Regions from separate parts of the Mus musculus genome. Here regions 1, 3, 4, 5, 6 and 7 are each linked to region 2. A link is a loop called in an ENCODE intact Hi-C map of the cell type or tissue named here. Cell type or tissue: left cerebral cortex. All regions are shown on one strand. Region 1 has its middle 13 kb from the start of Arhgap5. Region 2 overlaps Akap6 (A kinase (PRKA) anchor protein 6). Region 3 overlaps Akap6 (A kinase (PRKA) anchor protein 6). Region 4 holds the start of 1700031P21Rik (RIKEN cDNA 1700031P21 gene). Region 5 overlaps Gm35239 (a long non-coding RNA gene). Region 6 overlaps Akap6 (A kinase (PRKA) anchor protein 6). Region 7 holds the start of Akap6 (A kinase (PRKA) anchor protein 6).

What was found. Hi-C counts contacts between places; a loop is a spot of excess contacts. Peaks named below come from ENCODE experiments on the same cell type or tissue, not always from the same donor. Only the 100,000 strongest peaks of a DNase experiment are listed, where the experiment ranks them.
Region 1: a loop joins it to region 2, with 9 times the contacts of the local background. A loop is called at or near these places in 22 of 42 quality-filtered maps.
Region 3: a loop joins it to region 2, with 4 times the contacts of the local background. A loop is called at or near these places in 14 of 42 quality-filtered maps.
Region 4: it touches region 2 in a loop (2.5-fold over the local background); 7 of 42 quality-filtered maps call a loop at or near these places.
Region 5: it touches region 2 in a loop (5-fold over the local background); 14 of 42 quality-filtered maps call a loop at or near these places.
Region 6: a loop joins it to region 2, with 2.9 times the contacts of the local background. A loop is called at or near these places in 5 of 42 quality-filtered maps.
Region 7: a loop joins it to region 2, with 4 times the contacts of the local background. A loop is called at or near these places in 6 of 42 quality-filtered maps.

What each region holds. Positions count from the first base shown.
Region 1 is chr12:52,501,509-52,505,508 of GRCm38, forward strand. It overlaps a transcript of Arhgap5 not described here. Among named protein-coding and RNA genes, the nearest start is that of Arhgap5, 13 kb to the right of the region's middle. In left cerebral cortex, no CTCF peak of the experiment used is centred here; DNase peaks (open chromatin) are centred at 2,199, 3,236, 3,356 and 3,596; H3K4me3 peaks cover 2,599 bases; H3K27ac peaks cover 3,415 bases.
Region 2 is chr12:52,830,457-52,834,456 of GRCm38, forward strand. All of the region lies in intron 2 of Akap6 (A kinase (PRKA) anchor protein 6), which reads left to right. Gm51971 (a long non-coding RNA gene) reads left to right here. Exons shown (of 2, transcript XR_003950181.1): 2 at 1-1,356. Among named protein-coding and RNA genes, the nearest start is that of Gm51971, 34 kb to the left of the region's middle. In left cerebral cortex, a CTCF peak has its summit at 1,973 (motif pointing left); DNase peaks (open chromatin) are centred at 235, 1,982 and 2,883; H3K27ac peaks cover 1,264 bases.
Region 3 is chr12:52,893,588-52,897,587 of GRCm38, forward strand. The region is part of intron 4 of Akap6 (A kinase (PRKA) anchor protein 6); the gene reads left to right. Among named protein-coding and RNA genes, the nearest start is that of Gm51971, 97 kb to the left of the region's middle. In left cerebral cortex, a CTCF peak has its summit at 2,334; DNase peaks (open chromatin) are centred at 238, 2,289 and 3,374; H3K4me3 peaks cover 220 bases; H3K27ac peaks cover 400 bases.
Region 4 is chr12:52,602,243-52,606,242 of GRCm38, forward strand. 1700031P21Rik (RIKEN cDNA 1700031P21 gene) reads right to left here and starts at 80. Exons shown (of 3, transcript NR_045910.1): 1 at 1-80. It overlaps Gm35239 (a long non-coding RNA gene), which reads left to right and starts at 711. Exons shown (of 7, transcript XR_001780617.2): 1 at 711-2,822. It overlaps Gm23296 (a small nuclear RNA gene), which reads right to left and starts at 2,349; the gene lies at 2,243-2,349. LOC115488100 (a small nuclear RNA gene) reads left to right here and starts at 1,546; the gene lies at 1,546-1,652. In left cerebral cortex, a CTCF peak has its summit at 1,872; DNase peaks (open chromatin) are centred at 852, 1,307, 1,699, 2,318 and 2 more places; H3K4me3 peaks cover 2,870 bases; H3K27ac peaks cover 3,091 bases.
Region 5 is chr12:52,635,883-52,639,882 of GRCm38, forward strand. All of the region lies in intron 3 of Gm35239 (a long non-coding RNA gene), which reads left to right. Among named protein-coding and RNA genes, the nearest start is that of Gm23296, 33 kb to the left of the region's middle. In left cerebral cortex, a CTCF peak has its summit at 2,130 (motif pointing left); DNase peaks (open chromatin) are centred at 1,779, 2,101 and 3,327; H3K4me3 peaks cover 524 bases; H3K27ac peaks cover 976 bases.
Region 6 is chr12:52,717,548-52,721,547 of GRCm38, forward strand. The region is part of intron 1 of Akap6 (A kinase (PRKA) anchor protein 6); the gene reads left to right. Among named protein-coding and RNA genes, the nearest start is that of Akap6, 20 kb to the left of the region's middle. In left cerebral cortex, no CTCF peak of the experiment used is centred here; DNase peaks (open chromatin) are centred at 1,949 and 2,339; H3K27ac peaks cover 721 bases.
Region 7 is chr12:52,697,028-52,701,027 of GRCm38, forward strand. Akap6 (A kinase (PRKA) anchor protein 6) reads left to right here and starts at 2,356. Exons shown (of 14, transcript NM_198111.2): 1 at 2,356-2,415. In left cerebral cortex, no CTCF peak of the experiment used is centred here; DNase peaks (open chromatin) are centred at 2,280, 3,105, 3,511, 3,786 and 1 more place; H3K4me3 peaks cover 2,337 bases; H3K27ac peaks cover 2,375 bases.

The DNA.
Region 1 (4,000 bases), 330 kb before region 2:
CAGCTCCCACATAGTACCACCAATGAGCTTAAAGAACAATTTCCTCATTTTTTTTTTCTTAAAATATTCTCTTTTGGGCGGGGAGGGTGAATGTTTCAGTTTTTCCCCCAGAAAGCGCTGCGCCCGTTCAGGTTTAAGAATGGCACTCTCTACTCACTGCTTAGTGCGTCTTATCTACAAGCATAGAGACATTATCAGTCACAGAATGCTGGCTTCTAATCCCCATTTTAAGATTTCTATGGCTACAGAATGCCATGCTTTATTTTTAAAAAAGAAATAAGTAACAAAGACAAAGAGCAGTGGCGACTTATATGTTCTAGTGAGTAGATTACTATTAAAAGTAAGCAACGTTTTACGTTTCCAAAACTTCTAAGTCAAGATAGATGATGCAGGACTAAAAGGAATGCCAGGTATGAAAATTGTTGCTTGTAAACCGTGGTAAAATTGGGGGAGGGTCCTTTATTAAGAGCAATGATATTTCAAGTCGTTTCTGCACCTGGTGTCAGATCCTGTAGTTGAAAATTATGCCTAATGCTAATATTTCTTTTATGAGCCTTGATTTATTTGACTTCTCATATGTTACTAAATACCCATGGTTAAAGATTTTCTGGTTGTTTAGAAAATAATTCCAGAATCATCTTAGCATGAGTACCATATAGTACTTAACATTCTATTCAATTCAGGTTAAGGTTTTTAATTGGCTCCAGGCATTGTTTAAGGGTTTTTAGTACAAAGATTTAAAAAAAAAATACACAAAACCACATTCTGTTCAAGCCTAAGTAGGGGATTCGAGCTTCCTCTTCTTAATTTTCTTCTCTCTTCCCTTCTGACTGACTTCTCTGTGTCACTTTCATTGCAATGGTCCTCAGCTTCCCCTATTGTCTTAGTTTGTAAGTATCCTCAGAGCACAGCCTCTGGTGCAGCAATGGATGGAATCAAGGATTTTAGTTATGACTTCTTAAAATTAAGGAGCGAATAACAGAGGAATTAGAAATGTCTTTTCTGCTTCTAAACTATTTTAAGTTTACCTTTGAGGAATAATGAACCGTGGAGGGACACAGGGAAGGAACAAATGAACAGATCTTCTGCTGGAATATTGTGACAGATTTACTGACAAATATTTTCTAACCAATTTGTACCAACAGGCAGTTTTTGTTTTCTTTCCTGACAGAGTGTAAATTTACTTCTGGATGGCAGCAGCTACGCCATTATAACACTAAAAAGCAACCTTGGCTAACTTCGGTACCTTATGTAGCCTATGAATAATTTGAATTTTAAAGCATTTTTATATATTTACTGATGATAAACTATTTTCAGCACAGGAAATGAATCTTGCTCCAAAGAGAAATACTCCCCCCAAGTCACTTTACATGAACCAATGAATTGGAGCAGATTTACTTATTTTTTTTCCTTCTAACATCTCCATTTAAAATTAGGGTGACCTTGGGAAAGTCACAAATAGTTCCTTCAGAGCTTAAAGGCCTTGATTTTCCTTCGTTCAAATTCTCTCTGCCTTTTCACGTCAATGCACAGATGAATAATAATACATAGAAAGCTCAACCAACGTACTCCCAAACGCGTAATTTCTAAGTCTCAAAAAAAGACCGAATGTATTCTAAGGCAGTATCATGAAAGTCGGGAAACAGAGTTGGAAGTTGAGCTTATGGTGAGCCCTTGGGGCTACCCTAAACCATCTAAATCTTGGCGTGTGGCTCAACTTCCCTAAGAATAGCCAGGATCAAGGGCCTGCGTCTGTGTCGTGCCCACGGGGAAAGGACTCCTCTTGCTCACGACTAGCTCAGGCTTCTGTCTGAGTGGCTCCAGGTGCCGGAGAGCGACGCAGCTCAGGCACATTCTTTCCTTTGCATTCTTCAGTGCCCAGAGACCTAAGACTCCAAGGGATTTATGGAGGAACGATCGGCGCCCAAGCCATGCCTTGCAACGGCTAACACAACATTGAGTTCCTTTGCAGGACTCCGAGTTACGGCCAAATACCGAAGGAAGGCAAGGGAGAGGGGCAGGGAAGGCTCGGCGACCATGCTCGGCGTGAGGCGCCTGAAGCGTGGAGGATGGGACGGAGGAGGAGCGGAACGCGGAGAAAGGGGAGAGCGGAGGAAAACCACTCACGCCAATGGGTAACAGGGAAAAGGTGAGAAGGAAGGGAGTAGGAGCGGGAGCCAATGGGTGGGAGAGGCGGAGAAAGGGGGAGGGGCAGAAGCCAATGGGGAGCGGGCCTGGAGCGGGGACGCGGCCCCGCGCGCTCGCGCGCCCCCTCCCTCCGGCGCGGCAACTCGCGCCTCCTCGGCTCCCGGGAGACGAGGGCAGGGGCGGGGCCGAACCGGGATCGCGGCTCGGGAGGCGTCTGGAGGTGAGCGCCGCGGGGCGGGGGAATTCTGGGGCGGGCGGCGCGGGCACGCACGCACGCGCGCCCCCGTGCTGCCCGCGCCACCCCCGGCCGGGTGTGTGTGGCTTCGCTCGCTCGCTCGGCCGCGCGCGCGCGTGCGTGCGTTCCGGCGGTGCGCGCCGGGAGAGATGCTGAGGTAAAGTTCGGGAGAGAGAGAGGGAGAGATCCGTCAGCGCGAGGAGCCCGAGTGGCCGCCATTACTGAGCCCAGCGCGACGGCGGGCGCGGGGGAAGGGGGGAGGGTCGGGGCTGCCGCTGCCGGCGAGCGGGCGGGTGACCGGGCAGCGCGAGCCGCGGGGCTCGGGCTTTCGGGGCGTGTGTGTCGGCGAGGGCGCGGGGAGCGCGCCGGCCGCGAGAGGCGAGCCGAGAGTGGAGGAGGCGGCGGCGGCGGGAGCGCTCCCCAGGAATGTCGCTGCCGCCGCCACCGCCGCGGCCGCTGCCGTTGAGGAGGCGACGGAGGAGACCGGCGTTGTTAGGTAGGACCTCGGAGAGCCCGCTGCGCGGGGCCTGCCTCTCCCCTCCCGCCGGGGACCCTCGGTCGCCGCCGCCGCCGCCGGTTGTAACCAGTTGAAGGGGCTGGGGCCGGGCGCCTGGGTCCTCACAGGCCGGGCCGCGGGGATACGGTCGGCTGAAGGGCAGAGAGGCCGGAGAGGGGGCCGCTTTCTCCACAGGTGACCGGGCCGGGGGCGGCGGAGGCCTGCTGATCGCCGAGCTCGTGCCGGCCCCGCCAGGCGTCCTCTCCCCGCGCCGCCACCTTCACTTGTCCGGGGCTTGGAGGGTTGCGCGGGGAAGGAAGGTGGCGGGGTCGGCCGGCTGGGCTGCTGCTGCTGCTGCTAACGAGTTCCACCTGGAAGGGGGAGCGCGGTGGGCGCGGATCCGCAGACACAGGACCGCGGCTTGCAAACTTAACCGCCTTTCCGGGGGATCGGCCCTTTCACTTTTTTCTTATCTCCTCGGCTCCTCCCTAGGTTCGCCACCACGTTCCCAGCTGCTAAAGCTTCGGGGTAAGGGAGTGAGAAGTTGCACTGCGCAACCCAAACACGGGACTCCGTCCTGTCGTTTGACTGCTCCCAGGGTTGGGGCTTGGATCCCGAGTTTCTGTTGGAATAACCTCTAAAAATTTCCCTCGGTTCCCAAGCAAAGAAAAGTATCGGGGTGGGGGTGGGGAGCAGCTCGGGAGCGCGCGTGCACTTCTCCACACATAAATACACTCCCTCACACCCTCCCTCTCCAGCGTTATTGGGAATGCAAGTGAGGTGCAAGCTCTGGAGAAGCTGAGGCTGCAGGGTGCTAGAAAGTAAGGACAAACTATTAGAACGACTAATAAAATTCCGAGAAAGTTGGAGGGGAGAAGTTCATACTTTTACCATAAGACGGGAATCCAGTTTGGGCCAGTGCTTAGTAAATAACAAGGAAACATACACTAAATCAAAACCAAGATAGTGAGATGAGAGGACTTCCTCAGCCATCTAACCTTATATGTCATCAGCTTATTTTTTCTTTGGGAAGGTAGAAACTAAGGACATTTTTAAAAATGTTCAAGTAACGAAACATTTTTTTTTCTCTGTTTACTAGTGTTTGTGCATGTTGCCTTCCG
Region 2 (4,000 bases):
TTGTCGCCTGCTGGCTGTGCTCTGGACACCATCTCTCTGCCCCTCCCACACTAGTGATGGCCTCTCTACCTCTCCAAGCACTGGATTCGGCAAAGGAACCTTTCACTGGGCATGTGCAGAGCTGGAACCTGATAAGAACGCTCATAATTACACGCTTATTGTTGGGGAAGATGCTGGCATCTTGAATGCCAAGGACATTGAGAAGAAATGACATCAGAAAGGCTAGTTTTATACCCCAAATATTCCATACTCTATACTCCTGGAGGAGTGCCAATCTTCGTCCCTATATGCCTTGCTTCCTACCCAGGAAATGAGTACACTGAAGCCTTCAGCAACAACACATAGATCTTTCAAGGCACACGGCATTAAAGTGGAAGATCCTTGTGGGCTGGGACTTTGCTGATTTGGGTTTAGGCCTCTGTGTGTAGATATGCTGTGGCTGCAAGCTTCTACAGGATGTTAAACACTTTTGCTGAGGTCCAGTGGATGAAGATCTTTGCTGGCTCACCCAGCTGCAGTGCCACATGAGAAAGTGTGGTTTGAAGCAGTGGGTTTTTCACTTTTGGTGTACTTTGCTGTCTTCCTGCTTCTGAACATTGTCTTTCTCAAGTACCTCCTGTAGACACTCACGTTTCTTCCTCCTTATCAAAGTCCTACCATCAACATGACAACCTTCAAAGACTCGCCAGTCCCCCAGTGCCCTGCACAGCAGTTGGGCAAAATCCTTTGCTGAAAAATTTTCACATTGTTTTCATCAACATTAATATTTCTAGATATCCATCGCAGACCATCAGTAGTAAATAGCTCTTCATAAAATAGGAATGGGGGTCCTCTTGCTCCTGCTCTTGCCTTCCTGTTCCTGCTCTCTCGCTTTTCCTTTCCCCCCTCTCTCCATGTGTGCATGGCCGGCCTCTACTTCTCTCTCTGCCTTTCTCTGCCTCTACAAGCCTTTCAACTCCCCTACCCATGCCCTGAATAAACTCTATTCTATCCAAAAAAAAAAAAAAAAAAAAGGAGGGCTGGAGGGAAGGCGCACATAAATAAAAATAATAAGTCTTTTAAAAGAGAGAAAATGAAGGGACTAGGGGAAAGGGAGATGGATTGTCTTGCAACCCTTATGACCAGAGTTCCATTCCCAGAACCCAAGTCAGAAAAGGTGGGTATGGTGCTGTGCCTCTGTAATACCAGAGTGCTATGGCAAGAAGGGAAGTAGGGGCAGGAAGAACGTGTAAGAACTCACGTATCAAGAAAGACCCTGATTCAAAACCCAAAAAAACTCACGACAGCAGAGGAACAAGGTCGAGTGAGAGAACTAAACCTCTGTGACGTGTATTTACATGAATACACACACACACACACACACACACACACACACACACACGTGTAACGATTGCTTTCAACCCTGTAGTGATGTTACTGGTAGGCTTATTAAGCAGGCATTCCACTAGCATGCTTGCTGATCCCTCCTCTATTATGTTAATCCTCCCTGACTCATGGGTTTTACTGCGAGAACTAATGCAACTTCGTGAAATTGCTTTACTCTGACACGAGATTTTGTGCCAGGAAATCATTTCTAGGCATTGTCTGATCAAGTTCATCAACTTGCTACAAAGTAGCCCCTGAAAGCAAGAGAGGGCTTTGAGTTGCTCCCAATCGCCAACGCTGAGTTTTAGAACCTCCTTTGTATGACTGCACTGAACGGTCTTTGTGACCCATAATATTATCCAAGTAATTTATGAAGAATTAAAAAGCATACATGTACACATTAAAAACACTAATAGATTGTGCAATGTTTAAATTCCCAATAGATTAATGGCATTCTGCAGTAAAAAAGCCTTTAAAACATGTCCAAAGGTCTAATATAAACCCAAGATCATTTGGATTTCTATCTGTAAAAGTGTGGCAAGATTTAGTGACTCCCAGAAAGGAAGCCCCTGGACAATTGGCATTCACTTGTTCTGCAGCGCCATCTAGTGTTCATGGAGAAATGCGCTTTTAAGCCTCATCTTCCTCAGCCTTGCCTTGCTGCTAAGATTATCTATGCAGATTTCTACCTCTACCTGGCAGCCAATGATGCTTAGAGATGCTTCCAACTTACATAACCTTATATTAATTTCCACGGTGAAGGATCATTGATCGGTGAAGGATCAATCAACTAATGAGAAGAATTGGTGTATGTATCAGTATGCATATGTGATGTATTTTATTTCAAGACTACTATCTTTATTTCCCAATAAAATAGCCCATAGATGCTGGGATTTACTGGTTTACTTTAAATTTAATTGCCCTTACAAAAAACATCTTAAATGGCAAAACATTAATTTCCCAATTATTATTATAGCATTTACTATATAATATAACATATACCACAGTACAAATGTCCTATTAGGTCCGGGGACTGTCTTACATAATATTGCTCCCTTTATGCAACTTCCAAAAAATTCTTTATTGCTAGAAAAAGCTACAAAGCATCATCTGGACTCTAACATTCAGAGCTTTGCTGCCCTAAGTGTGGTTCCTGCACTGGACGCTTAGGCAGCCCCTTGGCAGATGTTAGCGTTGCAAAATGTCTGTACCCCACTTTGCCTCCCAAACCACACTTCTCACTTATGATATCCCAGAGTTTCAGATGTACATAAAATTTGAGAGGAACCTGTTTTAGAAATGTCTTCCCCTCATGTGCTCATTGGACAGTAGTCAACCAAAACTGGAGACTTCCATTACAATTTCAGATTTACGATATTTTATTCTTGGAGAAAGTTACATAACTTCCCTGTCTGACTCGTGGCTTATTTCAGTGTATCATGGTTGTTGCTGAGACTCACACAGCGGCTGAACAAAGAGAGTACATTCCTCCCCTGTCCAATCTGTCATCTTCATCTCTGCAGAACCAGAAGCTGAGAGGAACTGCCGACTGTGAAATTTAGGGCACGCATTCACTACCAAAAATATTTAAGTCTGCTGTGACAGAGTCATGATTTGAACCCACAGTAGGAGGCGAGGCTTAAATCTTCACAGCTGAAGCTCAAAGGAACACTTAGAAGTAAAAGGAGAGGTTTTAAATCATGGCTTTCCTTGGGCCTTAATTCTCTCTCTCTCTCTCTCTCTCTCTCTCTCTCTCTCACACACACACACACACACACACACACACACACACACACACACACACACGCACACACACCTTTAAACCTAGCAAGCTTCCTATGAAAATCAGAGTATTTACAGCCATCCATTCGCTTCTTTTTGGCTAATGTTCAGTTGGTTCATAATCTAATACTATTCCAAATTCACTCAAATTCCCCGAGACACTTATCTAACCATTTCAGATAACAGAATAGACTTCAAAGTGCAAGAAAATCTCTTTACAGGCTGAGGCTAGTTTGGAAAGTATTTTAAGTGCACAATTATGATAAGCCAGGTTCTTACATATTACAAAATTTTCCCCTTTTCTAAAATCTGGGCTAATAGCTATTAAATATTTCAAATTAAAACTCAAAGTAATATATTGTTGGTTCATTTAAAAATTTCAGAATTTAAAAGTAATAAATGGATTGGTCCATAGTCATGAAAATTATCATTGCAATTAACACATAGTTCCACAAGCTAGGCTAAATCCCATTATCTCTGTGGTTCTAATTATCGAAGGGCTTAAAGAAAGCAGAAGTTATTTGACCCGTGACTGGCCCTGCAGTCTGCTGGTGAGGGTATACGGTAACGCATGCTGCAGCAGAACTCAGATGTCCTAAACTGCAGATTATCATGCACAACCTTTCTTGGGTTGTCTTACACGTCAACAGGGAATTCCAAGGTCACGGCCACGAGCTAGGACGGATTCACATCCCCGTGCCTCTCGACTGCTGAATATATTCTACCTTCCTTTGCTTTTCCTGTAAATCCTTTCAGCATCCACTGGCTTAATTGGGGTGAATGGAGTCTGTGCCTCCCACTAGGGCAAATGTCTTGATTGAATAATTAGTGTTAATTGACACAGGCACCTCTG
Region 3 (4,000 bases), 63 kb after region 2:
CACATCTAGATTTTCCTCTGCCTTGAATTGGCATCTCTCATTGTCTTTGTGACCAGATACCTGACCAAGCAGCTTAAGGGAGGGGATTCATTTGGCATGCAGTTAGAAGGGACACAGGGAAGGCGTGACCTCAGGCAACTTCATGACAGGGTCACATGGCTGGGCCTCTTCACTTCTCAGCAGAACTGGAAGCAGAGGCCAGACTGGAAGCTGGATGTGGAAAGCTATGTCAACCTCGGGGCCAGCCCCAGAAACTCATTTCCTGCAGCAAGTCTCCACCTCCTTAATGTTCCATGACCACAGCAGCAAATAGCTGGGGAGCACGTGTTCAAGTATGTGGGCCTATGGGGGCCATTCCCCATGCAAAGGGTGAAGCAACCCCACTGTCCTGTTAGGGAGAACCTGAGAACTCCCCTTCTGCCCACAGCCCCACCCCCACCCCACTCCCGCCTCCGCGTCTTCTCTCCTTCCATCTTTTCTCTCATCCCTGCCTCTTTACTCTTCTGGACCTTGTCTTCACTCCAGCTCCCGAGAAAGAAAGAGAGAAAGGCAGCCAGCTTTCTTCTGTGGACGTGAATGTTTGACATATTTCTTCTGTTCACACACCATTGGTCCAGGTCACCAGGGAGCTTCAGAAATGAACCAGCGTGTTATTGCTACAGATATGTCTTGCTGTAACTGCTGCTTAGAACAACTTGGTGAAAGGAGGGGACTGTGAAGTTAGAAGGAAAGGGGCCAGAGAGGGAATCGAATGCCAAATATCTGCACAGCAAAGTTACGAAATGAATCTGTTTAATGAATGTATGACTACATGAATGAATGACTGTAAGAAGCTAAGTGTAAGCTTCTTCTAGACTAGGGTCATAAACCAATGATCCAAGGGACCAGGTGGATTGTGGAAATGAGTCGTATAGGATGCATAAATGAGGGACAGTGGGCTGATTCAACTGGAGCCTACACAACATGTCTAAAGGACAACACCTCTCAGCTGCAGATGCCATTTGTGTGGGAATGTGACTTTGTACGGCAAGAGATTTTTTTTTTTTAAGTAGGAAACCTACATTTTATGTGACATCTCTCAGTTTTAAAATTTTAATCTGAGCCGTTTTTAAATAGATCCAATAAACACATTCATGGCAAAGATTTGGCTTCAAGTCACCAAGCTGCCATCTTTGATGGGAAACTACTTAAGGTTTTTAAGCATATAAGATTGGTAGCTTCTATACATTAATCTGACCCTCGTTTGGGGACATGCCTCTAAGCCATGGCGATTTTCAGCTGTGGCTGCTCGTTACAACTGCTGGAGGTTATCCCAAACACCCCAACCTCAAACCTTACCCCAGAGCGATTAAATCAGGCCCTATTGCTTTACAAACTCTTCCAGGAGGTCTGGCAGGATGGCTCTGTGCATGAAGGCGCTGGCGTGCAAGCCCGGAGCTCTGAGTTTGATCCCTGGGACCCACTAAAGGAGAATGGAGAGGATCAGTCCCACAAACTGTCCCCTTACTGCTCTGCACGTGGTATGGCACATACATATGCACACACTAATAACAATTGTTAAAGTTCTTCAAGCAGTCGCAATGTTCAATTAAATTGCACAGTAATCCTTTAGGGCCAATTTTAAAGGGTTTTGCAGTAGGCTGTTTATGTTACTACATAACTGTGGATCCATAAAGATGATTTGTTACGTTTTTGGGTCTGTCTTAAAATAAGAAAATGACTGGGCGTGGTGGAACACGCCTTTAATCCCAGCACTCTGGAGGCAGAGGCAGGCAGATTTCTGAGTTCAAGGCCAGCCTGGTCTACAGAGTGAGTTCCAGGACAGCCAGGGCTATACAGAGAAACCCTGTCTCGAAAAAAACAAAACAAAACAAACAAACAAAAAAAGCGGAGAAAAAGCTAATTTTCAGATTTCAAGTTGAAAATTGGGGGCTAGGAGAAGTAAAGATTTAATAAACGGTTCTCAGGGAGCACATCAAGTTAGGTTACGCAGTAAATGTTATCTTAAATGCCAACACTATGGCCGTAATCCAAGTTGAGAATTCTAAATCAACACAATGGTTTTAAAGATAAGCCCACAAAATTCTCTTTAGGGATAAAATAATAAGTCTTCAGAGTAATGTGTTGTGGCAACGCCAGGAGAGAAACGCAGCCTTGCATTAACCCTGCTGATAGATTTGTTGAGCGTGCCAAGGTCATTGTTCAAGGTTGGTTGAGAAGAACCACAGCTTAGAAACAAATCCCTTCTTGTTTTCCCAGGAGGAATGCTGCAGTGCCTTCTGTGGTTTCTACAAAGCTTGCCATGGGCCTTGACAGAATATTAGTGATGATTTACCACCACCGTGAGGCTATGCTAGGCACTGCATCTGGTTCTCTTGGAAAAAAAAAAAAGTTCTGTTCACAAATATAAATGTGAAAATGAAAATCTCAAAAAAATTGTAGGGTGGTGTGTGTGTGTGTGTGTGTGTGTGTGTGTGTGTATGTGTGTGTGGTGTGTGCTGTGGTGTGGTGTGTGTGTCTGTGTGTGTGTGTGTGTGGTGTGGTGTGTGTGGTGTGTGTGTGTGGTGTGGTGTGTGCTGTAGTGTGGTGTGTGTGTGTGTGTGGTGTGTGTGTGGTGTGTGGTGTGGTGTGGTGTGTGTGTCTGTGTGTGTGTGTGTGTGTGCTGTGGTGTGTGTGTGCTGTGGTATGGTGTGTGTGTGTCTGTGTGGTGTGGTGTGTGGTGTGGTGTGTGTGTGATGTGTGTGTGTGCGCTGTGGTGTGGTGTGTGTGTGTGTGGTGTGGTGTGGTGTGTGTGTGTGTGGGTGGCGTGGGATGTGTGGGGGTGGTGGTGGTGTGGGGGGTGGTGTGTGTGTGTATCTGTGTGGTGTGTGGTGTGTGTATGTGTGTGTGTGTGTGTGATGTGGTGTGTGTGTGTGTGTGTGTGTGTGTGGTGTGGTGTGTGTGTGTGGTGTGTGTGTGTGTGTGGTGTGTGTGATGTGGTGTGTGTGTGTGTGTGTGGTGTGTGTGTGTGTGTGTGGTGTGTGTGTGTGTGTGTGTGGTGTGTGTGTGTGGTGTGTGTGGTGTAGACTCTTTCTTGGTATGGAAGGACCATGACTAGGGAAGAAACCCAGGTATCCGTATGACTACAGCAGCAAGATGCCGTTGACATTCAGGTTTACATTTTAAAGACAATTTTAAATTTTGAGAGAAGGAGGGCAAGAAGGAGAGAGAGAGATAAGGATATAGGAGAAGATGAGGAGAGAGAGGGGGGAGGGGGAGAGAGGGGAAGAGGGAGAGAAGGAGGGTTTTTCTGCCTTGTGAGCTCCAGGCTGGCTACCCCATGAACCTCTGAGTGACTATCCAGTCCCCTCCTACCAGCTCATAGGAGCACTGGGGTTGGTGGCCTGGTAGCAGCATCTCCAGCTTTTGACGTGGTCCTGGGATCCAAGCCAGGTCATCAGGCTTGTGTGGCAGCTTTTATCCATTGAGTTATCCTGCTGACCCACGTTTAAAAATACAATTAAAGCAACGCTTAGGACCCCAGTGAATTATTCTCTTCTCCTTTAAACATGAAACAACAACTTTTCATTACTGTGTGGTATTTTGGAAGGAGACAATCACAAATCTGAAAAAAAAAAAAGATATCCTCTGTTGCTTACTTGTAGAATTTCAGGAAAGATACTAAATAGCCATTCCTTTCATACTTTATCACATTTGATTGATAAAATATGTAGATAATACCACCGTTATTAGTGAAGAAAGATAGAAAAGCTACTACTCTGACCAATGATTCACAGTGGGCAATTGAGTTTTATTCACAACTCCACTTATTAATTACGAACACTTAAGTCTCTTCAAGTTTACAATCAAAGTTCTATGATTTTAGTTTGATTTTATTTCTTGAGATATAATCTAACTTTGTAGCCCAGGCTGGTCTGGAACATACTCTGTAGTGCAGACTCGGGCTTGCGGTGAGCCTCCTGGCTTGACCGCTTGAGTGGCGAGGTTAGCGGTGAGAGCC
Region 4 (4,000 bases), 230 kb before region 2:
AGGGGAGGGGTAGAGTCTGTAACCTAGGAAGACTAAGGGAGTGGGGTGGCTGGGTGGAGAAGTCTTCATCCCGACTGGGTAAAGGCTTTCTAGGCGTAACTTGGGGGGATGAACACCCTGGCTCTGTGAGCAACTCCTCCTTTACGTCATAGAAGGAAGCTCAACTCACCATTCCCTCCGCAGAGTGTCCTTTGGAGGACTCTTCTGTTTGCTGCTGGAACAAGGATAGGCCTTGTCTGTCTGCTCAAGAGAAGGAATTTTAGCTGACTAGCCTAGGCTGGGCTTGTATTCACTATGTAGGGAAATCTGCCCTTGAACTTCTAGTTCTTCTCTGTTTCCCACCCAAGTACTGGGATTACAGGCAGGTGCCACACCACAGCCGACTAATGGTGATAATTATAAGCACACAGGAAAACCTTTGCCCAGACTTCATTCTGAGAAATACTGAAACCACACCAAACTAGCAGTTTCTGACCTTTGTCCCTCATTTTACAGCCCACAAAGCTATGACTTGAACAGCTAAGACTTCGCTGTTATTTAAAATTACAACAAATATTTCCTCCAAGTAGGTATGTTTTACACATTTGTATCATAACAGGGCTAACATGTCATTTAATATACAGGAAAAGGAACGGAAGTACAAGAGTGACTCTGCTATTATTCTACTCCAAAGTGAGCAGTGTAAATCCTTAAATTTCCCTCTCAGGCCAAGTAGGTGGGCTTCCGCCCTTGCATCTGTGTTCCGGATGTTTGGTTACCAGGCAACGTCTAGCGCCTGCCAGACACCTGTGAAGGGGTGCGGCCCCTGGTCCCCGAGCCTCGGTCCTGGACCTAATCGGCGCCTGCGCAAAATGTGCACAGGCAGGCGTTACCTGCGACCGGCCACCCGCAGAGAGTGGACGGGCGTGGCCGCCCAGTCAAACTCGCGGGTCCAGGCCGGGCAGCGCCTGCTGGGAACAGACTGTACCCCAGGCTCTAGAGGACCTCCCCAAGCTTTTGCTGCGTTCCTAGAGTATGGTGCCCATAGTTCTGGGACCGAGTAGGCTATGCTGGGGAGGGGTCACCTGGCGGGTTGGGCATACTTCAACAGGCATTGGACTAGTGGAACATAGGTAACAAGTGTCCTGTTTTAGTGTGTGGGGGGAGTAGGTGATCGAGTCAGGGCCCTGGTCACTTAGCTGCCACACATTTCTCAAGCTCCCACACAGACGTAGGAGAACAGCGAGCCTCCCAGCGTGCCGGATAGCGGACTGCTTAGAGAACTCACTCCCCTCCCCAGGCCTCTAGAGGAAGGCTCTTACCCAACATGCACCAGGAGCTAATTTGCATAACCCCAAGGTAAACCACACGGACCCACGCCGCCAGCGTGATCCCCACTAAGCAGCAGGGGTTCATGAGCATAGCTACACAGTTTCACTGAAAAAACTTTTTCTTTGTTCCCGGGTTTACTGGGAGGCTAGGAGAAAAACGCGGGTCAAAGTCACCCTAACTTAAAAAGTCAGGAATTCTTCGTCCTTATATAGTCCACGGCTAGACACTACGATCGTGCTCGCTTCGGCAGCACATATACTAAAATTGGAACGATACAGAGAAGATTAGCATGGCCCCTGCGCAAGGATGACACGCAAATTCGTGAAGCGTTCCATATTTTGGCTCTGCTTACTATGAACAGGTCATTGGACCAAATTCCAAACAATAACTTTTGACTTCTCCCTCACAGCGTCTCCAAGTCAACCCAGCGCGTCATTCTTAAATCCTATCCTAGCTTTTTACTACTGTATCTGGCCCCTAGTGCTTGTTTTCATCAACTAAAATCTGCTGTTATTAAATTTGGGGAATGCATCATTGGCCAGTGTTTCTTCCAGGCTACATGCAGAGGGGCGCCTAGTGAGACAGATCCTAATGGCAGGCTGTTTTTTAGCTGTTACACACACTCGGGTCTACAAGCCGGAAGAGAATGAACTAGCGACGCTCCTGCTGTTTCCCTATTAGGGCTCATCAATTCATCAATGTAAATTAAAAAAAAAAAAGATTAATAAAGAAATTCATAAACTAAAAAGTCTTCTAAGAGAAAAATGTCATTATTCCCGGGGTGCTTGGGGTTTAGTATTACCTACCTGTTACCGCGAAACTCCATCTTATAAAGATATATACAAAGTTGCCAGCATTGTAAACTAGAATCTCAGTTTACACCCAATGTACTTTATTTAACACTACAGAGAGATAACAAAAATCGAGGTTGCAAAATATGGAACGCTTCACGAATTTGCGTGTCATCCTTGCGCAGGGGCCATGCTAATCTTCTCTGTATCGTTCCAATTTTAGTATATGTGCTGCCGAAGCGAGCACGATCTTAAGGCCTAACCGTGGACTATATAAGGACTCAGAAAATCAGATTCTTTAACTTAGGGTGATTTTAGTGCTTACGATCCTCGAACTCCTCCGTGCACCCTAAAACGAAGGAGAAATTTTTCAGCAGAACTGTGTGGCTAGACTCTTGAAATCCCCCTGCTGCTGAGGGAATTGCGCAGGCAGCGTGGGTCCGTGTGGTTTACCACGGGGGGGGGTATGCAAATTAGAGCCCGGTGCATGTCGGGTAATAGTCTTCCTCTGGAGGCCTAGGGAAGGTGGTGAGTTCGTGGCTCTCTCCCCGCGCGGCATGCCGGGACTGCGGGCGGTGAAGCCTCAACTTCTGTGAGCCGGCAGACTCCGTACCGCACAGCTCTAGACTAGTTGGTTTCACCACTTAAACGTTCTAGGGATAAGCACATTGGAAACAGAAAGTAGGGAACAAACAAAAGTCCCTAACTACCCTACCATTAGTAAGTCCTTTACTATATCTTACATTACAGCAAGTCCTTTCTATATCGCTTAATACTCAGCTCGCTCTCAAATTTACTTGATTTCAAAGATGCCATCTTAGAAATTGTCATAACATAAAGGGCTATACTTAATCTCACATCTTATTTAATGGCGGTATGCTTTGACTTCTATTTTCCAACGATCATTATTCGTTTCTCTTCAGGCTGTTAATTTCCTGAAGAAATAAGATACCTTGTTGTGGGTATGTCTTAGATGTGGTCCATTGTGTTGTTATGGATTTTATGTTGCTTAATTTGTTTATTCTCCCCGTTTCTTGAAAATGTGTAGTTTTGCAGAGGCTGAGAGTTTGACTTTAAAAAAAAAAAGCCGTATGCAATCATGATGGTAGGGCATGCACTTGATATTGTACCTCATCAGGAGCATGTGACGTTGACATGTGAATAATGAAATCTCATGGAGTCAGTATCCTGACACCTCCATTATCAAGCTTTTACAAATCTTCCACCCAATGGTTTTAGACAACACTGATAAACATTGTTCTGGTATGTTCGTATTTAACCCTTGGGTAGAGCACGCTGGCGCGGAAAGCACAGAGTTGGCCACCAGAGAAAGGGATGACAAATGAAGAAAGGGGTGTTGATTCTGAGTCTCTGGATCATTGGATTCCATAACCAGGTGTTTCCCAAAGTTGGAGCTAACAAATTACCTTCTTCGGGCAAGATTGGAGGTGTTTGTTCCCTCACTGGGCAATGGTTCTAGAGCCCTGCGGTGCTAGTTCTGAGCCCTGGTTTCTAGGGCTGTTGTCGCACAGAATTTTGTAAAATCCAGTGGACACACAGAAGCAGCCTCTCTTCCTCTCCTTCTGTTAGCATGAGATTTGTCTGGATATTTTCAATATGTTTCCGGTCAGTGTCTTAGGGGTTTATTGCTGTGAAGAGACACCATGACTACTGCAACTGTTACAAAGGACAACATTTAATTGAAGCTGGCTTAAAGGTTCAGAGGTTTAGTCCATTATCATCATAGTAGGAACCATGGCAGCATGCAGGCAGACATAGTGCTGGAGAAGAGCTGAGAGTTCTACATCTTGATCTACAAGCATCAGGAAGAGACAGTGAGCCACTAGGCCTGGTTTGAGCTTCTGAGACCTCAAAGCCAGTGACAAATATGCTCCAAC
Region 5 (4,000 bases), 190 kb before region 2:
TAGAAAAGAATGCATATGCTAAGAGCCAGAGAGTAGGAGGGGATCAGTAGGTCACTGGAGAAGGGAGCTGGTCTTGTGAACAATTTGCTAGTCTTCCAAAGGCTGAAAAACTTGGCTGTGCACAGAGAGAGTGGTTAGGGCTTGGTCACAAAGGTCTTGCAGCTGATCTTTCAGATTGGAGGCCTACAATGGGGGCAAACGTCTTTTTCCCCTTAAGGTGGTTAAATTGAAATTCTAGAGATGTCAAACAATAAACTAAAGGCTATCAAAGCGTCAGTGGATGGTAGGTATTTACTAGTAATAGAGTTTTGATGAAAAGTTCTAGATCCAAGTAAGATAGGGAACTATAAAGAAGGTGGTGGTGACGGTGGCAATGGAGAGATGAGGCAGAGGGGATGGGAATGGGGACAACAGAGCCCACTCTCATGGAGCTTACAGTTTGTTCAGCTGCCAAGGATCAGCTCACCACAGCTTAGACCTTGGTGTTTGTATGTTTTGAGCATGAGTCACATACCGGCAGAGCGTGATTCCTCAAATGGAAAGTACCCATATAGTTCAAGATGTTGTCTCCTGCTTGCCCTGCCTGTCTCTTCTGAAAAAAGTGTAATCCCAAATGCCGGGTCCACCAAAGGGCTATTTTCTAAAGAAAGAATGATGGAGCCATGTACTTTTGAATGGTGAAGATGACAAACCTTGAGGTGACAGGACGGTGATGATGGGGTAAATCCTGACCCTAGGGGTGCTGAGCTGTGGCTTTAAGGACTCTGTTTCTCAGGGTCAAGTTTCACTCCCCATAGAAACAGCTGCATTGGCTCCTGCCAGGTCCTTTCCAGCAATAAGAAACGTTGTCTCAGGAGGCAGATACCATTTGAGAAAGTACAGAGCATAGGACATCTTGGGGACCCTATTATTTGGGGATGAGGGAAGACCAGACTGAACCTGAAAAGCAAAGAAGAGAGCATGAAGAGGGAGTATGAATCTAATAATCAAATTCAAGCTGCTAAGTGTTTCTAGGATTTTTATTCTAGGGTTCATTTTCTTTTTTCTGTTTTTTAGGGGGGGTTGTTTGTTTGTTTGTTTTCTGAGGCAGGGTTTCTCTGTGTAGCCCTGGTTGTCCTGTAACTCACTCTGTAGACCAGGCTGGCCTCGAACTCAAAAAATTGCCTGCCTCTGCCTCCCAAGTGCTGGGATTAAAGGCATGCGCCACCATTGCCCAACCCCTCAGGTTCATTTCCTGACTTGCATTTACTTAGGCCTGAGAGTGGTACTGTGGATATGATTGTTGGATGTTTGGGAGAAACACAGTTAATCTTACTTTTGTAGTTCAAATTATTTTTCAAAATTACTCACAAAGCTCACAGTCGTAGTCCCGATTCCTAAGTTGCAGTGGCTTCTTTAAGAACTACATGGTGTGGGTTTTCCTTTTGTATGGGATGTTTTTCCATTACCTTTCTTGTTCAGGGCAGGGCACTGCAGAATGAGATCCTTAGTCCTAGAAAGCAAGCCATCTGCCTTGTGTAGTACCTGAAATAGACACTGAATTATGGTGGTTCTCCTGTGTAACTTTGACAACTGCACAGCTTTTCTCCTTAAAAAGAGGCAATGCCAAGTCCATGGATGATTTTTTTTATATATACTATAATTGCATCTCCACAAACACAGGTGACAGATGACAGTGAAAGCTTCTGTTGGGACTAGTGCTGTTTTCAATGCAGAAGCTACGCGCTGGGTTTCTAACACGGAGATGGTATTGATCCAAGCCTTTGCAGTTGATCATCCAGGGTTTCCTTGTGTTATGCTTCTTCCTGCAGTTTCTGCTTCTCTGTGAAAACCAAAGTATCATGTAACCAGGATTGTAGGGTGGAGTGTGAGTGCGGCTTTAAAATATGCAGAATCCTTTCCAACACATCGGGCATTTACAAAAAAAAAATGTTTTTCACGTTGGGGATTGAATTCAGAGACTCGTGCTTGCTAAGCACACCCTTAGCCCCGCTAACTTTTAAAGAACTGATACCAAGGACCTCTGAGAGACAAAAAAAAAAAAAAAAAAAAAAAAAAAAAAAAAAAAAAAAAAAAAAAAAGCTGGGTGGTTTTGGAATTTTCTATGTGAGTGTTCTGCCACCTGCTGGAAAGGGCTCAGCAAGTTCTGAGAGCTGAGAAGCAAAGAAGCTGGTGCAGTTCTGGGCCCTCTTCCTCTCCACCCGGGCCCACTCCCAAGGCTGGCAGATAATAAAGCCTACAGTCTCTGTGCGGTTGGTTTCCTATCGACTCTCACAGGCTGGGAGCTGGTTACCCCACAGGGATTTCTCCTCTGACTTGTGTTGAGCTCGCTCTCCCAGCTCAGGCCTGGGCTGCTTCGCGAAGGGTCCTCACATCATCTTCAAGCTTCAGAACGCCAGGGATCCAGTGTGTTGCCTGGTGTTCCCTGTTTGCTTTGGTTTAAAGTGAACACAAAACAAAATATCTAATCCAAGTTAGGCACTACGTAAGCAGGAGGGCCAACTGACCCACTGAGAAAAGATATAGCCTCTTTCTCTCTGTAAGGATTATAGTCTCCCTACTCCTGAGTGCCAACACGGCTTCTTATTAAGTGATGCAGATCAGAGGCGTAAAGTACCATCCTCTAGACAAACTGCTGCAGCCTTCCTGAGATAAGCCTTACCCATTGCTAGCGTGCACCACCGAGGGCTGTTGTCATCACTTCCTAGAAGTGATGGATAGTCGTTGAACTCTCAGTAGTGCGTCCGGCCACTTTCCCCAGTCGTTTACAAACAGTTCTGCTCTAATTGCATGTGGCCTCAGCGTCTGGGAAAGGCTGAGGCATACAAGCTGGGGTAGATTAGGGAAGGGAGTGTCCATCCAGCAGCTATGAGGAAGCCACCATCCATGTTGCGTGAAGACTTTGCGGTGTGGCTGCTTTGGGGCTGCTGTCAGTGTCCCTTTACTCATGCTGTACACATAAGTCCCATCAACGTTCTGGTCCCCTGAGGTCAAATTTAGTGGACTCCAAACTTTGATTTGTCATTGAGATTTGGGGTGTGTGTAGGGTAGACATTTACATCTTTCTCAGGGAAGGAATTTTGGTGACAAGAATTAAAAATGTTCATTTTCCTGGCCAAAGAAAATGTTAGTAGCAATAAATCAAACTCCTTGCAAATGTTTCCCGATCTATAAAATCTCCAAATTTGGGCAAGCACAGTTTTTAAACCCTATGGTCTCAGCTTTTCTTTCATGTGACAACTTGTGAGAAAAAAAAGTGGGGTCAACAATTCTCAGTTGTGACTTCCATCTTTTCCCTGGAAAATTCGCCATAGAATTTTCTGTGCTGTGACCCACATAGGAACACAAAAATAAAAGCACAGTGGAATGAGGGTAGCGTCTCCTCACTAACTGGGTCGCTGCTTCCTAGACGGATCTTGTCTGTAGTAAATGCTTGGCCTGATTTCACCGTCCTTCAGGTCGTTTACTTTCTCTGGAGTTCTGGCAGGAGGATGCCCTTCCTGGATGGATGTGTGTATGCTCCTCCCATGGGGAAAACTTAGATTTTTTTGGCAGCCAGGCCCTCAAAGCAACTGGGACAGGGTGTGGAGGCCCAGCTTTGTCGCCCTATTGAAATTTCTCAAACACACAATGCTTTGGAAATATTTTTTACACAGGAGTACAGCATTTTAATATCTATGATTAGCTGAAAAAATAATAGCTACTAAATGAATAAAACTGACTTTATTATTAAGGAATATCATTATGAATTTCCCCCAAATGTTTTGAAGCTTTAATTCAGGCAACCTGTGACAATTAAAAGGGGAAAAAAGAAGACCTACCCTGGCTGAGGCAGGTATGGTAGGTGGCTTCATGTAACCAGAACTGAAAATTGGTAGTAGAGAAAACCTGAATTAAAACTTACTTTAAAATTAACTTTAAAGAGGGTAGATGATGTGATCGGAGTAGGTGGGGGCTGAGAAAATTTGTACTTAATCCAGAAAGTCACAAGGTGACTTCA
Region 6 (4,000 bases), 110 kb before region 2:
TGTTAATAATTTAGAAAAGCAGAAATAGAAAGATTATCAATAGCTGTCTGTATTTAACTTTGTAAATCGAACCTAGCTTAAACGGTTGCTGGTAGAAATTGAATATTTAATAACATTACTTCCAGCTTAATGATGAGAATTGTAACCTTTGCTTATCTCTGATTAGGACCATAGAAATCACAAATTAGAGTAGTTGCAGATTTTGTTTACTTTTTTTCTTCCCTGGTGTTTTGGGGCAGGGTCTCACTCTGTACCTTAGGCCTCAAACTCACTGTGTGGCACAGGCTGGCCTTCATGAACCTCTTGTCTCATCCTCCTGAGAGCTGGCTCTACAGGCATGAGGTACTACATTGGCTGGCCTTCTTTACTGCCACTGGTCTTCAAGGCACAGCCACGTCTGGGACCTAAACTTGGCTCATTTATACTGTACAACATGTACAACCTTGAAGGGCTTTTGAGGCTGGGCTCTGCCGTTCTCAGTTGCTATTCTCAACCAAGGACTGGTTTTCTCTGCAGGAAAAATAAAATGAAGCTAAGTGATAGAAATCTTGGCCACAGCTCATCTCCCTTGTACAAACCAACAAGCTAGAACACTTCTCTGTAGTGCTGGGCCTTGTACAAAGAGGTGAAAAGCTGTCAAAACCGCCTTGAAGTCAGAAAGACAGGGCATCCTCACTGCTCATCCACTGCTGCTTTCTGTCCTTAAACAATTTGCTTACAATTTGCTGATTTTTTCCAACATAATATTTTTATTGATTCTTCAGGAATTTCACATCATGTGCCCAGATCTCACTCACTTCCCAGACTTTCCATGTTCACCCCCCCCAACCCTTGTGACCCCCGCCCCCCCCAAATTTAAAAATAATAATAATAAAAAACCCAAGCCCAATTTGATTGCCTATATGCTCACTGGAGCACCGTCAAATTCTCAATGTCTTGCCTCTTAACAGATCTGAGCCTTCCCCTCCTGCGCCCTGCCAAAAGCCTTCAGCTGTGGAGAGCTGCACCCTTATCACACAGTTTAAGAGTTTTCTTTGGTGGCTTCCTGTTTAGGTTGTTACTCTCTTTTGGGGCGGGGGGGACGTACAGTTACCACAGAAGCCTTCCCTGTCCCTCTTTCTCAACTGTGCATCTACAGTCATCGGTATCATTGCAGAAGTAGCTTTTTTGCTCTTCACAGTTAGTGAGAGCACAGATCATGGGCTCCTTCCACGAGATTTCTGGTGACAGTTCAGATAGTACACCGACGCAGAAGGACCTCAGACGCAGATAAGGGCCTCAGAGGCAGCCTGGACCACGGACATCAACATGGCTTTAGGTGGCAGCACAGGTCACTCAGATCAGTATGGCCCCCAGTGACAGCACGGCCCACGGACATAGACCATGTACATCCAAGCGGTCTTCGGTGGTGATACGGGCCATAAACATAGACAACGGCTGTAGTAGGACCCATTCCCCAGATATGACCCTCAGAGGCAGTGTAGACGTGGGCATCACTATGGGCTCGTGTGGCAGTGCAGGCCCCAAAACTTGCTTATTTTTAATTCCCTTGCCTGTGGATTAGAGGTAATTAGTTATTTTAATAATCTCCAGTATTAAAAGACAGTGCAGGTGTTTAGACTGATGTCCGATGCAGTGAGTTCCTGGTGTGGTAAGTGGGAATAGGAATTTATTTCCGAACAGATTGAGCCCATTTCACCCAGGCTCATCTATGTCTTACACATTTCTTCTTGCTTTGATTCCTTCTTCTCTCTAGAAACAACCAAAGCCCGACCCTTGATTCTGCCTCCCTTCTTGCCTTCCCGGTTCTCTTTTCTAAGAGCCATGCTTTCTGGCGGAGTAAGACACTCTGCTGTTTCCCCAAGCTGGCTCCTACACAGTACAGATCTGGATCAGGATGCATGGAGACTGCGCACAGTGCGCTCACTGCGGAGACTGCTCAGTGGACATTTGATCTTTCTTACCTTGCATCCTTTGCCGTCCTGGTGGCCCTCTGTAACGTAGGGAGTTGTCTTCCCCATTTGTGGGTCTTCGTGCAACTGTCATTTCAGTTCAAGAAATGACACAAGTCCTAAGTCAGGCCAAGCCGGAAAGTCTGAGACACCGCCGGACAGATCCTTCCTGCTACCTGTTCAACCCCACCCTCGATAGTCTTTTCTTGTCTTTTCTATGGATTGCTTCCATTCTTTTCCTGGAATCTGGGCTGCTCCCTGTTCCCTCAAGCCACGTTTTTGCTCCTGTTAGCTCTGTTGCTTAGAGAACAGATACTGTTATAAGGCTATGCGTCTTAACTGGTAAGTTAGAGAGACATTTCAGTCTTTACGTAATGCATTCTAACACCTCAGATCTGTCTTCACAAGTCTCTGTTCTTGTAAATCCGAACAACACTGTCCTGGCTCTCTCACTTCTTCATATGGTTTCTTGCAGTCCTAAGTTTTCCAGTGGGTTTGTTCTCACACATATAATTTTAATTGCACCACAGTCCTTTTAGGAGGAGAGGGAAGCCTCCTGGTTTCTTTTCTGGATAATGTTTCTAAATGCATTGAACCAAAAACATAGAACGATACTGAGATGCAACTGTAAAAGTACTTCTGAAAATTGTGATACACCAATGCATGCTTTTGTTGTTGTTATTTTAACTTTGCGTTCTATTTTTTACACAGTGTTGGTCCAGAATGGCTTGGGACTCACAGTGTAGCCCAGGCTAGTCTCAAATTCACGGCAGTCTCTACCTCAGTCTCCTGAGAGCTAGGATTACAGGCTTGAGTCATGATGACTGTTTAAAATATGTTTAGATGATTTTAATATTGTTACTGCTGTTTGTTTTGGGACGGGAATTTTGCTATGTAACCAGCTGGCCTCGAATGTTCTTTACCCACAAACTCCTGGGTTATAGGGGTTAGCATCATGCCCTGTTGTTTTCTTTCTTCCTTTTTAAAATTAATTACACTGAATGACAAGATTCAGGGATAACCCTAATAACTACTATAATTTTAAGCAGTAATTAGGATAAATGTACTCTCGGGATATACGTAAGAACTGTGGTGTGGTTTATTCTGGTGATCAGAGGCATTGCTAATACTTGTGGGGTGTGCTTTCTGTATTTATAATTGAAATTATTTGGGGGAAATTCAGTTAGTGACCACGAGGTTGTAATCTTTTTCCCATTTTAGTTTCCCGACCTTTTAAATTCTATCCACAAAGCCATTAGGAGTCCAAGGACCCCCACCACAGTGTCCCTGCCTGCACCTCTGCACAGAGCTGTCATCTATGCCAGTGTTTGATACTGCCACAAATATCCCCAGGACCCAGCTTTGTCCCAAGCTTGGATGCTAGAGACCATCCCTGGAATGTCCTCAGGCAGTCACCCTACACTTCTTTCTTCTAGGCTTTCTCATGCCCTCTCTGTTCCACGCCTAACCCCTGGTATGGGCCTCTTCCATACACCTTTCACAAAGCTCCGGAATGGCCCTTCTGAGAAGCTATTCTGCTCCAAACCTGAGAAGACCTCTTCTAAGACATTCAGTGGTTACCCTCCTGCCTATAGATTGCAATCAAGAGTTCCTCGAATGTTGTGAGAAGCTTATCCACAGGCAATGGCCTCATCTGCTACCACCCTCCTCTGTTCTCTGCGGATACCACTTACTTTGACAATATATGCTCATGTGCACCTTCCTGCGCATCTTTTGATTTTTCATGCCCAGAATCTCTACACAGGCTTCTTACACCTTAGCTTTGTCCTCCTGATAATTTTTACTCATCTCCCAAGTTTTTGATACTTACATATAGTTGTCTCCCTCTTTCCTCTTCCCTCCTTTCTTCTCCGCTTTTCTGCTTGAATTTAATCTATGTTTCTAGTGAGGGTCATATATCATTATATATTTATATATTTTTCTTTTCCATTGAAGTGTAAAGTTCTCAATGAAAAACATGTATTTTAAATAAACACATACATCAGTACACAAATAAATACATAAACATGCATTTCTAACTTCTAAAT
Region 7 (4,000 bases), 130 kb before region 2:
TCATCAGGGAGTGGCACTGCTTGACAAGGATTAGGAGATGTGGCCTTTTGGGAGGAAGTGTGTCACTGAGGGTGGGCTTTGAGGTTTCAAAAGCCCAAGCCAGTCCCAGTGTCTGTCTCTTCCTGCTGCCTATGGATCCAGATGTAGTTTAGCTAGCCTAGAATGTCAAAAATCTGACTTGATGTCAGATTTCCTGAGATGTCTGATCTTTCTCACCATGCCTAGAATCTGGAAAGGGAAACTATGGACATTTTCTCATTCTGAGAAACTGTGTTCAGGTGTGATTGAGAGAAAATGTGGATTTGTCTGTCTTAGGCTGACTTATTTTGCTAAATGTCATGATCTGTAAGTTCTTCCCACTTTCCCTGCAAATGACATAATTTCATTCTCCTTATGACTGGGTAAAATGACATTCTCTTTTATCTGTCTGTCCTGTTGGCCTGCCCTCTTCTCTTTATGGAACCTTCTCTGCAAAGGCTAATCTTGTTCTAGCTCTATGGCTTTCACCCTATTTATTTCTGGAGGCCTAAGAGTTTTTCAGGGAGGCCAGCAGTACTCTATAGCAGGCAGGGTTAATAATTATGCCAAGAAGGGTCCAACAGTCTTGACTCTGGGCCTCTTCACCCCTGCCCCAGTGAAGGAAGCCCAGCTTTGCTCTGTAACATAAAGGAAAAAAAAATTTAAATATTATTAGCAAACCATGATTATTATCTAAGTCTATCCTCCCTCAGACGAAACCCCTGAGCCCCAGAGAGGCTACTAACCCTGAATACACAGAAGGAGCTCTCGGAGGAAATACCATCACTGGTAGATTTCCTGAGCCCCAGGTCGGTGCTCTGGGCTTTGCAGTGGTTCCATGCTGACCTCTCAATGTGTGAGTACCATGTGGTCTAAGATAAGGGAGTCAAGCTCTGTTGTGCTGCTGAGTGTATACACAGGTTTTACTCTTGTTCTTCCCTTCCTTGTTCCTTATTAGGAAAAGCAAGAGCAATCATGACTTCACATCCAAGGCAGGGCTGCTCTGTGGAAGGCTGGATAGTGGCACCTCTTCTGATTTTATCAGTTTTTCTTTACAGGAGGCTGCCTGAGTTCCTTCAGAGCCTCCCCTCCAACCCCACCACCCCCTGTGCTGCTGATTAAGAGAAGTATGGGACAATTAAGAGATGATTGGACAATATAATTGTCTCATTCTGTATTAGGTTTCGGAATTTTGTGCTTTCTCAGAGCTGTAGAGACAGAATGGATGTAGGTCAGCTTGGCTGTGCCTTTCTCTGTCAGTGGCCTGCAAGCCTTAGATGAGTGAGATGGGTAGCTGGTCCACGGTTAGCTCTCCTCAGGGTCACAACATGATGCTTGTTTATGCTTCACACTGGAAAGAAAGGACTGATTTCTTTGGATTTCCTTTCCTTTCACTAACTGGAGAAATCCTCCTGGAGTCTTGTTTTAATGTGCCTGTCAGAGGTCCAGTGGGGGAGGGGAGAGAGTAATAGCCTCCTTGGTAGGCAGTCTTACAGCCTCAAAAAGAACAAAACAAACCCCAAGGGTTGTGAGTGGCAGTCACAAGAAACTTCTACAGGTCTTCCACTTGTTCCAGATTTTAACCCCAGAAGATACTTGCCTTTTGGCCATGTGTAGGAAGAGTTCTCTGTCAGATAGGGGAAGGGTCTCTAGGATCCAACCTCTTTTCACTGCTCCTGAAGGTTAAGTGGTAGCGAGTTCTCCAGCAGCAGGCTCTGTGGGGTGGTGTCTACCCGAGAACACCCTCAGGGCAGACCTAGCTGGCGGAGGCTTTGCCCATGTTCTGACGATTATTAGTCTGTGCACTTTAGAATTAGACTCACTTGGTCAGCTGTTTATTACATTTTAAATTGTTTCAAAATCCATGCTTTGTTCTTTTTCTCTTTGTCAGATGAACTAAACCTCTTTTTAATAACTTTTAAAGAGGTATCGTTACTAGCCAGGGAGAAGAGCGATCAAATTGCCTGATAGGGAACCATGAATACGAGTTTGTATTTTCTGAGTACTGAATCGACATTCCACTTGCACCTTTATTCTCTCAATGTAGAGCAGCAAACGAAGAGGTAATTTTTATTTTGTTTTCTAAAATTATTCTAAGAAATCCCCTTTTAAACTTACAGATTTTAGTCCAATGAGGAGCCCTGTTTCTTTGGACTGCATTTTGCATATTGTCTGCTTCTTACAGGGCTTTTGTATTGTCTCAGGCTCCACTGGAAATGCAGCAAGGATTCCTAGCACATCCCAGTTGCCATAGCAACAGCAGCCTTTCCCATAATGAGCTGCATCATCTGAACTGATGTCACAGCATCATGCAGCAGGTCAAACAAGGCATCTCCTAGTATTGCATCCTACAGATGTGCTGTAAACATCAAAAGGCGACGTTGGGAGCAGGAGATGGTGAGTGTTAAACGTTTGGGCCTTAATTGCGACGCTGTTTTGTTGGTTAGTCTGTGGCGTCTACTAAGGCAGGGATGGGGGGATGTTGTCTGCTTAAAATGGACTGGAGAAAGAAGGGTTGTTTTGCCTAATTCTGTTTTCAGGCTGCTGTGTTAAGACAAAGGCCTGTGAGAGTCGCATAAAAATCAAAATGCAAAGATTTCTTGCTCCGTCTCCGCCTGTTATTTTTAGTATTCTCATGAATTAAAAAAAAAAAGCACAGAAAATTTTCTATTGCAAAAGCCTAAATAAGCTCTGAAATGTGTAGTTCATTGTATTTTAACATTGTAAAGATATGTTTCTTTTTTTATGAGGCAGGGCTAATTGGTCCCATTTGCTTCTGTGATTTATGAAATATTTAGTGACTTGCAGAACGGAATTCAGTATTTACCTCCATTGGGTTTCAGATTCTTCATGGCAAGGAATGAGTGCTGAATAAGCATTTGACATAACCTTATGTGTATGTGAAAGGGGATTCTCTTGCATGTTCAAGAAATAATTTGTTAAAAACATTAAGACTGAAACCAGATGAAATTATCTATGCCTTTTGATTTGTGTGGAATCTCTTCAATTCATGTCCTCCATAGTTAAGAGGCTGAAGCTGGAGTTGCTTCCAGGCTGGTTTGTAACTGAGAGAGGAGCAAGTCTCCCCTCTGCGGCAGTTACAGTCAAGGATAACCCGGGAGAGAGACTCTGGAAAGGCCAGTGGCGCTGCCGCCCGCCCGCCCGCGGGCTCATGCTTAACTCTAGCCCCAACCCAGTGTGATGGATAAATGTCAGGGGCCTTGATGCTTGTTAGGAATGCAAATCTCTGGACCCGGAACCTCAACTCAATTCCAAAGCTCCAGATAAACATACGATGTTTACGTTTAATCCAGGGCTTGCTTTTAAGAATCGTTACTATTTTATTTGCTAAAAACCAGTCTAACAGGTCAGTATGGAACAGGGTATCATTGCCTTTTGTTTTGGGAAATGAAATGAATTTCCTTGGTGCAACTGATTGCTACTGGGGGAGAGAAAGCACATGCCCGTTCAGTTGTTCAATCTGCCGGCTTACAGTCAGGGAGTGGTCCTGTGTTTCAGTGCAGTCGAGCTGATAGTTTTTATTTATACAGTCTTACTGGAAAGAATAGCACCCCCTGAGTTGCTTGTAATTAGTTAAGATTGCTGGAGCCTAAACAGTTTAGATGGAGCCTAAAACAGATATTTCAGAGGAAGCCGGAAAAGCAACATCTCCAGCCAGCTTGCGTTGATTTTTCTCTCCTATGGAGTTGGGCACAGCGGTCCCATTAGGCACAGGCACTAGGCGGAGTGGTACAGCTCGGGGTTTAATTAGTTTGTTTACCCCACACCACACACATGCTACTCCCAGTCTTTTAAGCTTATATTGCTCGCGTGCAGCTATATGGGATGGAAGAGGTCAATTCGGCCTGGCCTTCCCACGAGCAATTAGTAGTATGGATGCTCACTGCCTGCTTTTTGTGTGTGTGACGCATAGTATGAACAGAGAGCTCTGCTGGGACCGTTGGGTGTGAACGCAGCCAAG